Linked DNA regions of Homo sapiens: region 1 is linked to region 2. Evidence: read pairs that join two places in POLR2A ChIA-PET (ENCODE). Cell type or tissue: CD4-positive, alpha-beta T cell. All regions are shown on one strand.

Region 1 (5,000 bases), 55 kb before region 2:
TGGCCAGGCTGGTCTCGAACTCCTGACCTCTGGTGATCCACTTGCCTTGGCCTCCCAAAGTGCTGGGATTACAGGTGTGAGCCACCATGCTTGGCCAGGATCTGGTAATCTCATTCTCATTACATGAAAATATCTGATGAGGCCCAGTTTATTTTTCTCTCTTGTGATATTTGCATTTTAACAAAAGATGAACTATCATTTTTGGCTTCAAACCAAGAGGAAAACCTCCAACTGTTCAGTTTCTACACATACAGGGGTAAGGGATATGTTTGAGTGGGCAGGACGACCTTTTCGGCATCCTTGAAAACACAGCAGCAGATAGGAAGTTAGGATCATTGATGTGGAGATGGGTAGGTACTCAAGGTTGCCACTAGGTAAAATGGGACCCACTATGGGTGGGAAAGTCAAGATTTTGGCCATAGCACTTGGCAGAATTAAGAAAGCTGTGGACCATTGGGGAAGGAGTCCTCTCAATTTCACATATGACCTTAATTGCCCTGTTTAAGCTAGTACTTTGAAGTTTCAGTGTGTAGAAACATTATCACCGGTCAGATAGCATATATTAAACATTTATACAGGTACAGATAATCTAAGTCACTCTGAAAGAGGTTGATATAATGAAAAGAATTCACACTGTTAGACCAACATCCAGAATGTGGTACACTGTAACCCCGTTCTTATTAGGAGAGGCAGACACACAGTGGTTGAGGAAGTGGGGCCCTGGAAATATATTTGCTGGGTTCAAATCCTCCTGGCTCTATCATGTACTACCAGTTGGGTGGCCTTGGTCAAGTGGCTTCACTGTTATTTATCTCAGTTTCTCCATGAAATGGGAATAACAGGGTAACAATATTAATAGTAATGTAAAATGGAGATAACAATAATTCCCACACCTTGGGGTTATGAAAGTTAAATTTGTTAATACATATCAAGTGCTTAGAACAGTGCCTGGCGTGGCCGGGCACGGTGGCTCACGCCTGTAATCCCAGCACTTTGGGAGGCTGAGGCGGGCGGATCACCTGAGGTCAGGAGTTCGAGACCAGCCTCACCAACATGGAGAAACCCCATCTCTACTAAAACTACAAAATTAGCTGGGCGCGGTGGTGCATGCCTGTAATCCCAGATACTCAGGAGGCTAAGGCAGGAGAATCGCTTGAACCCGGGAGGCAGAGGTTGCGGTGAGCCGAGATCGCGCCATTGCACTCCAGCCTAGGCAACAAGAGCGAAACTTCATCTCAAAAAAAAAAAAAACAAAACAAAACACTGCCTGACACATAGTAAGTGCTCAATAAATGTCAGCTATGAACATCATTACCTCCTAATCCCTTTGTGTAGGAAACCTTGATGCTTCATTTCCAACAGCTCTAGCTTCAGTTATTAATAAATCCTTTTCTATTTTCCAACTGCCAAATGGGGAAACTGAGTCACAGGGTATCAGAGAATGCTGTGAAGGGAACACAGAAGGCAGGGCAGCGCCAGAGGTTCAAGTGCAGTAGGCCCTTCATATTCCTGAATTCAACCAACAAGGGATCTAAAATATTCAGGAAAAAAAAATAGCATCTTCACTAAACATGTACTTTTTTTTGGTCATCATTCCCTAAACAATACAGTATAACAACTACATAACATTTACACTGTATTAGGTATAAGTAATCTAGAGATGATTTAAAGTATACGAGAGGATGTGTGTAGGTTATATGCAAATACTATATACCATTTTATATTTTTTATTTTATTTTTTATACTGAGTCTAGCTCTGTCGTCCAGGCTGGGGTGCAGTGGCGCAATGTCGGCTCACTGCAACCTCCGCTTCCTCGGTTCAAGCGAAGATTCTAGTGCCTCAGCCTCCCGAGTAGCTGGGATTACAGGTGCCCGCCGCCATGCCCAGCTAATTTTTCTATTTTTTTAGTAGATACGGGGATTTCATCATGTTGGCCAGGCTGGTCTCGAACTCCTGACCTCAAGTGATCCTCCCGCCTCGGCCCCACAAAGTGCTGGGATTACAGGCGTAAGCCACCGAGCCCAGCCCATTTTATATTTTATAACAGGGACTTGATTATCCGCAGATTTTGGGATCCGCAGGTGTCCTGGAACCAACCAATCCCTCACGGATAGGGAGCGACCTACGGGCCTGCAGTCCCCGAGCGGCTCCCCGTCCCCGCCAGGCCTCCGCTGCCCCACGTGAAAGATGAACTAAAGAGGCTGAGTCACGTTTCTCAACTTTTCCCTCTCCCTCGTTGCCAGTTCCCGAAGTCGTTTTCTTCTCTGGCCGAACTCCAGTCCCACTTGATGGCGGTGGAGCTGGGGATCCTGACTGTGGATCGGCCCCGGGAAGGATCCCGCGGAGGCCGCCGCCTTCCCGTCCACTCAGGCCCCAGCCGAAGCTTTCCAGCTCCCGCTGGCACCGGGACAGCGAGCCCCTCCGCGCGCGGACCCACGCCCCGAGCGACCCTTGACTTCTCCCGGAATTCACAGCTTCACTCCCTCCCCTCCCCCAAAGGCGGACGCAGGGGAAGCTCTAGTGCCTGAGGAGGCCGCAGAGTGCGAACTGCAGCGGCTCGGGGTACGACACCAGGGCTTCCTGCACAGGCAGAGAGGCCAGGGGCGGGGGATTCATGCAAACAGCTGGAGCCAGCGCCCTGCCCCCTCCGCCCCGCCCCTGCAAAAGAGGGCTGTAAAATTCCGGAAGAGAGATTAGAGGCAGGGGATGGGTGGGGCCGTGAATAGTACATTCCTTCCTCCCCCTGCCTCCTTCTACCCAGTTATCACTCTGGGAGGGTTGAGTCGTCTCTTGGCCTTCTCTTGTCCGGTGCACTGGCAGCGTCCAGACATGGGGCTTGAAACCTCCCATGCTCATCGGAACTTTGTGGAGCCTGGATCGCTTATTTCGCAGCTCATGACTCCATCTGGTTTCGGGCTCGGAAATTTTGGTTGTTACTTGCAACTGGGTCTTTTCAACTGGGTCTTTTCCATAAGAGTGCTTCATAGGCCTGTCTGTGCATTTGTTAGTAGTTCCTATTTATTGAGCGAACTTTGCAATGGAGGCATACTTTATTTAGTGTTGGAGGGAAGGAACATGAAGGCTTAGAGAGGCTGCGAAACCTCAAAGCCACACAATGGCAGAGCCAGGAATCAACTCAGCGATTGGTTCCACACATTTCCCACCACATCCTGCTGATTCCTTTGCTTCAGGTCTTTAAAAGGCAAGACTTATTTGTTAGGGGGTAGGGAAGTAACATTTATGGACCATCTCCCACTGTGCCAGCTACTTTAAATATATTGTCTTTAATCACTTAATTTGTCACAACACTTCAAGACAGATGTGATCACCATGCCCATATTACAGATGAGGAAAACTTTAGAGGTGAGGAGTTTAAGGGCCAGAGCTGGGATTCCTGTACAGTCATACTGCAAGGCCTGTGCTGTTTCTAAAACCACAGTTAATGTCTGCATAGTGCTTGACAGTTTACAAAGCAAAGTATTTTCAAGCTCTTCATTTGAGAGCTATCATCCTATTTCATAGATGAAGAGAAAGGTTCATTTGTGAAGTTACAACATCTCTTGAAGATCACAAAACTAATGGTAAGTTGCAGAATCTGTAATTTTGAAATAAACTGCAGAGCTGGTGGTATCAAGGCTCATTTCATTTATTCATTGCACGGTGCCAAGTACCAACTAATAATAATACTAGCTAACATTTATTGAATACTTAACATGAGTTCAATGCATGAGTTATGCACACTAAGTCCTTTAGTCCTCAAAAAACCTTTTTTTGAAGTTTACCTTTTCTGTTTTACAGATGGGGAAATAGTTATTTCATCAGGGAGATGAAATAACTCCCCAAGTCTACATGACAACAAAATGGCAATGCAAAGATGCCAGATGAATTAGTGTAAAATCCCAGGGTGGGAACCAGTCACCTGTTCCCAACCTCTGTGTAAACCACTTTTCTGAGGGCTTCAGTTTCTTTACCACACGATCATGACTTGTTTTCTTGTTTTTTTCTTTTTTTTCTTTTTTTGAGACACAGTCTCACTCTGTCGCCCAGGCTGGAGTGCAATGGTGCAATCTCAGCTCACTGCAACCTCCGCCTTCCCGGTTCAAGTGATTCTTCTGACTCAGCCTCCCGAGTAGCTGGGATTACAGGTAGGCACCACCACGCCCAACTAATTTTTTTTTATATTTTTAGTAGAGACGGGGTTTTGCCATGTTGGCCAGGCTGGTCTCGAACTCCTGGCCTCAGGTGATCCGCCTTCCTCGGCCTCCCAAAGTGCTGGGATTACAGGCATGAGCCACTGTGCCCGGCAGACCATTACTTGTTTTTCTAACCCCTGTGTGTGGTGGGCCCACATAGCTCCTGCTCTCAAGGAGCTAATGCTCTGTAAAATCAGCCAAGAGTACTGCCAGCTTGCCCCACAGGGGCACTGGGAAGATTAATCAGCGAATGGCACTTGGAATGCTTCAGCAAAAGCACTGGATAAACTCAGGGCACTTATGCGTGAAACTCACTGCTAGGGGTGTTTCCTGCTGTAATAAGGCACCTGCAGCCCAGTTCCTGATCTGTTTGAGATGTGGAGAGAGTAAAACCATGTTACAGCCTTCTGTGGGAAGCCATTTGGATGTCGGGGTGAGAGCATCTCTCTGCTTTCCGGGGGGTAAGGGAATGTGGCAGTGGTGTCATAGTCTAGGACCTTTCCCTCTCAGAGGCAGATATTTTTTTCAGCATTTCACAAGGGTTTCCAGCTTATTCTGAGGACACCAGTTATTGACTGAAGTCAGAAACGAATATCATGATTATTTGGGCTTCAGAGGCAGACAAACCTGGGGTGAATCCTGTTTCTGTCATTTCTTCTCTCTGAGCCTCTGGTTCCTTCTTTTTTTTTTTTTTTTTTTGAGACGGAGTCTTACCCTGTCGCCCAGGCTGGAGTGCAGTGGCATGATCTCAGCTCGGCTCACTGCAATCTCCGCCTCCCAGATTCAAGCAATTCTCTTGCCTCAGC
Region 2 (5,000 bases):
TCAAGCTACCAATTGACATCACTGAACACAGAGCTGGGAAACGAGGTGCAGTGGCACATCATTATGGCATTTCCACCATATAGATACAGTAAGTATAAGAGCATGGATAATAAAGCCTAGTAAAATAATTAGGAAGTGATGAGTTTTAAGAATTTATGACCTTTGTTATTAATTTAATTTATATTTGATTGTAAGTCTCTTCAACTAATTTTTTAATAATGACTGTATTGGCTGGGCACAGTGGCTCACGCCTATATTCTTAACACTTTGGGAGGCCAAGGCAGGCAGATCACCTGAGGTTGGGAGTTCGAGACCAGCCTGACCAACATGGAGAAACCCCATTTCTACTAAAAATACAAAATTAGCTGGGCATAGTGGCGCATGCCTATAATCCCAGCTACTCAGGAGGCTGAGGCAGGAGAATCGCTTGAACCTGGGAGACAGAGATTGCAGTGAGCCGAGATCGCGCCATTGCACTCCAGCCTGGGCAACAACAGTGAAACTCCATCTCAAAAAAAAAAAGCTGTATCTAACAACCAGCTTGCAACATTTCTGAAATTTAGTAATCAGCTCTCATTTGATGCAAGCTGGCTCCAACCAACAAACCACCGTGTCTAGTCAGTCATTTCCATACTGATTCTCTGCCACAGCCCATCAATCCATCTGTCACTTTCTCACCTGTAACACATACATTTACCCTGTGATTCATTTTCTATTCATTCCTCAAGCCACCACAACCTGACTTGTCGTTTCCACGACAGACCCTTTGCTAGGAAGTAAAGGATTCTTTTCTTTCCCTTGCCCTGTGAATTCCAGTGTCCTCAGGGCTCTGTCTTGGGTCATCTGCTTTCTCTTTCTATACACTGTGCTTTGGTGATCTCATTCAAACCCTGACATTAAGTATACTGATGGCTCCCAAGTCTATAATTCTAACCCATGCGCCTCTCTGGAGTTCCAGACCCATGTGTCCAGCAGTCTATTGGACATCACTTGTTTGTCTTCTTGGTAATTCAAACTCAGCATTTCAAGAACATATTTGTTGTTTCCCCAGACTCCAACCTCCACCTCACAAATCTGATGTCGCCTCTCTTTTTCCTGTCTCATTAAATGGAGATACCTTACCTACTAAGTCATCTGAGCCAGACACCTGGGAGTCATCCTCACTTATTTTTTTTTTTTTTTGAGGAGGGGTCTCACTCTGTTGCCTAGGCTGGAGTGCAGTGGCACAGGTCTCAGCTTACTGCAGCCTCTGCCTCTGGGCTCAAGTGATCCTCCCACCTCAGCCTCCCGAGTACCTGGGACTACAGGCACACACCACCAGCACCCGGCTAATTTTTGTATTTTTGTAGAGATCGGGTTTCTCCATGTTGCCCAGGCTGGTCTTGAACTCCTGGACTCAAGCAATCCACCCATCTCGGCCTCCCAAAGTGTTGGGATTACAGGCGTGAGCCATCGAACCCATGCAGTGTCCTGATCCTGGTTCAATGCAGCCTCGATCTCTCCAGACTCAAATGATCCGCCCACCTCAGCCTCCCGAGTAGCTGGGACTACAGATTCAGGGCATCACGCCCAGCTAATTGTTTTATTTTTTATAGAGATGGGGCCTTGCCATGTTGCCCAGGATGGTCTTGAACTCCTGGCCTCAAGTAATCCTCCCACCTTAGCCTCCCAAAGTGCTGGGATTGCAGGCATGAGCCACCACACCCCACCCATCTTCACTTTTTACTCTGGTACCAAATCCAGATTGATCCAGTCATTCATTTATCCATCTGTTGAACTTTCCGGCAAATATTTAATAGAACAGCTGCATAGTATATTGGGTAAGAGCACTGGAGCCTGAAGTCAGCCTGCCAGGCATCAGATCCTGGCTCTGCCATTTAACTAGCTTTGGAAACCTTGGGAAATTTGCTTGCCCACTCTGTGTTTCAAGGTTTTTTTTTTTTTTGACAGAGTCTCACTCTGTCATCCAGGCTGGAGTGCAGTGGTGCGATCTTGGCTCACTGCAACTTCTGTCTCCTGGGTTCAAGTGATTCTCTTGCCTCAGCCTCCCACATAGCTGGGATTACAGGTGTGTGCCACCACACCCATCTAATTTTTGTATTTTTAGTAGAGACGGGGTTTCACCATGTTGGCCAGGCTGATCTCAAACTCTTGATGACTGTCTTCTTATAAGGACAACAGTTATAGTGAATTAAGTGTCCACCCTACTCTAGTGTGATCTCTTCTTAACTAATTACATCTACAATGACTCTATTTCCAAATAAGGTCACATTCTGAGGTACTGGGGGTTAGGACTTCAACATAGCTCTTTTGGAGGGACATACTCTGCTATAGTCAGAATGTTTGTGTTCCCCTCAAATTCATATGTTGAAATCCTAACTCCTAAGGTGATGGTATTAGGAGGTGGGGTCTTTGGGAAGGCAGAACACTCATGATTGGGATTAGTGCCCTTATAAAGAGACCCCAGAGAGCTAGCCTGGCCCTTCTACTATGTGAGGACATAGTAAGAAGGCACTATCTGTGAACCAGGAAGTGGGCCCTCACCAGACACTGAGGCTGTCAGGGCCTTGATCTTAGACATCCAAGCCTCCAGAACTATGAGTAACAAATTCTGTTGTTTATAAGCCACCCTGTTATAGCAGCCCAAATGGACTAAGACAGCGTTCAATGCGTAACAGGCAGGAACTCTGATACAGGAATCATATCTGCTTTCTGACCTTGTGTGGCTCACAGTCTAATGTGCGGCAGTTGTTAATGTCTTACTTCCTGTCCCCGCCCACCGCGACTGTCTTAGTTCCTTTTGTCTCACAACAGCCTCCTGAGTAGACCCTAGTCTGGCCCCACCATAGTGCATCCTCCATGGGGTGTCAGAGTGATCTTTCCAACACATAGGTTGATCATGGCACCTCCTTCTGAAGCTCCCTGGGCCTTCAGGTAAAGGTTTAGCATGAAAAATCCTTCTAGTTCTAGCTCCTTCCTGCTTGTCTGCACTGAACCTTATACCACAGCCCAGAAAACTGTTTGTAGTTCCCTGATCATATTCTTCTTCTTCTTCTTTTTTTTTTTTTTTTGAGATGGAGTTTTGCTTTGTTGCCCAGGCTGGAGTGTAATGGCGCAATCTCAGCTCACTGCGACCTCTGCCTCCCAGGTTCAAGCGATTCTCCTGCCTCAGCCTCCTGTGTAGTAGCTGGGATTACAGGCGCCTGCCACCACACCTGGCAAATTTTTGTATTTTTAGTAGAGACGGGATTTCACCATGTTGGCCAGGCTGGTCTTGAACTCCTGACCTCAGGTAATCCACCCATCTCGGCCTCTCAAAGTGCTAGGAATACAGGCGTGAGCCACCACGCCGGCTATATTTTTTAAAATTTAAAATTACTTCCTTAGGCACAACTCAACAACAAAAAGACAAACAACCCAATTTAAAAATGGGCAAAGACTTGAGTAGACATTTCTCCAAATAATATATATAAATGGCCAAAAGCACATGAAAAGATGCTCAATGTCATTAATCACTAGATTAATGCGAATAAAACTACAATGAGATACCACTTCATACCCACTAGGATGGTTATAATAAGAAAAGTAACAAGTGTTGGCGAGGATGTGGAGAAGGAGAAATTGGAACATTGCTGGTGGGAATGTAAAATGGTGCAGCTGCCGTGAAAACAATTTGGCAGGACCTCAATAAGCTAAACATAGAATTCATAGAATACTGTCTGACCCAGCAGTTCCACTTCTAGGTATGTACTCAGAAGAATTGAAAACAAGTGTTCAATTGATGGCTCACGCCTGTAATCCCAGCATTTTGGGAGGCTGATGCGGGAGGATCACCGAGGTCAGGAGTTCGAGACCAGCCTGACCAACATGGAGAAACTCCATCTCTACTAACAATACAAAATTAGCTGGGTGTGGTGGCACATGCCTATAATCCCAGCTACTCAGGAGGCTGAGGCAAGAGAATCGCTTGAACCCGGGAGGCGGAGGTTGCGGTGAACCGAGATCACACCATTGCACTCCAGCCTGGCCAACAAGAGCAAAACTCCGTCTCAAAAAAAAAAAAAAAAAAAAGAAAAACAAAAAGAAAACAAGTGTTCAAATAAAAACTGTACACAAATGTTCATAGCAACATTATTCACAATAATCCAAAAGTGGAAATGACCACCCATGGATGGACAAAGAAAATGTGGTATCTCTATACAATGAAATATTACTCAGCCAGACTGGGCGCGGTGGCTCACGCCTATAATCCCAACACTTTGGGAGGCCGAGGTGGGTGGATCACTTGAGGTCAGGAGTTTGAGACCAGTCTGGCTAACATGGTGAAACCCCGTCTCTACTAAAAATACAAAAATTGGCCAGGCACGGTGGCGGGTGCCTGTAATCCCAGCTACTCGGGAGGCTGAGGCAGGAGAATGAATCACTTGAACCTGGGAGACAGAGGTTGCAGTGAGCCAAGATTGTGCCACCGCCCTCCAACCTGGGTGACAGAGCAAGGCTCCATCTAAAAAAAAAAAAAAAAAAGAAATATTACTCAGCCATAAAAAGATGTGCAGTCCTGAAGTCCTGATATATGTCAGAACGTGGATGAGCCTCAAAACCCTAATGTTAAATGAAAGAAGCCGGACAGAGTCACATAACGTGTGATTCTGTTTATATGAGTAATATCCAGAAGAGTTAACTTTATAGGGGAACAAAAGTAGATTGGTGGTTGCTAGGGGATGAGGGGAGGGGAAAATGGGGATTAATTGCTTAATGTATATGGGGTTTTATTTTGGGCTTATGAAAATGTTTTGGAAATAGGGTGGTAGTTGCAGGGCACTGTGAAGGTACTAAACGTCATGGATTTGTACACTTTAAAATATTTAATTTTATGTTATGTGAATTTTATGTCAATAAAAGAAATAAAAACAAAAAAGAATGAAGTATTGATGCATGCTACCATGTGGGTGAACCTTGAAAACATTTTGCTGAAGTGAAAGAAGCAGACAGAGAAGGTC

Evidence for each region. Peaks named below come from ENCODE experiments on the same cell type or tissue, not always from the same donor. Only the 100,000 strongest peaks of a DNase experiment are listed, where the experiment ranks them.
Region 1: POLR2A ChIA-PET joins it to region 2 with 19 read pairs; 12 of 35 experiments call an interaction of 5 or more read pairs at or near these places.

What each region holds. Positions count from the first base shown.
Region 1 is chr1:31,942,156-31,947,155 of GRCh38, reverse strand. No RefSeq gene overlaps it. Among named protein-coding and RNA genes, the nearest start is that of PTP4A2, 6.3 kb to the right of the region's middle. RefSeq lists enhancers at 2,822-2,871, 2,455-2,989. In CD4-positive, alpha-beta T cell, no CTCF peak of the experiment used is centred here; DNase peaks (open chromatin) are centred at 2,185, 2,615 and 3,125; H3K4me3 peaks cover 1,687 bases; H3K27ac peaks cover 2,124 bases.
Region 2 is chr1:31,887,155-31,892,154 of GRCh38, reverse strand. No RefSeq gene overlaps it. Among named protein-coding and RNA genes, the nearest start is that of PTP4A2, 49 kb to the left of the region's middle. RefSeq lists enhancers at 2,471-2,620, 2,911-2,960. In CD4-positive, alpha-beta T cell, no CTCF peak of the experiment used is centred here; a DNase peak (open chromatin) is centred at 2,774; H3K27ac peaks cover 1,074 bases.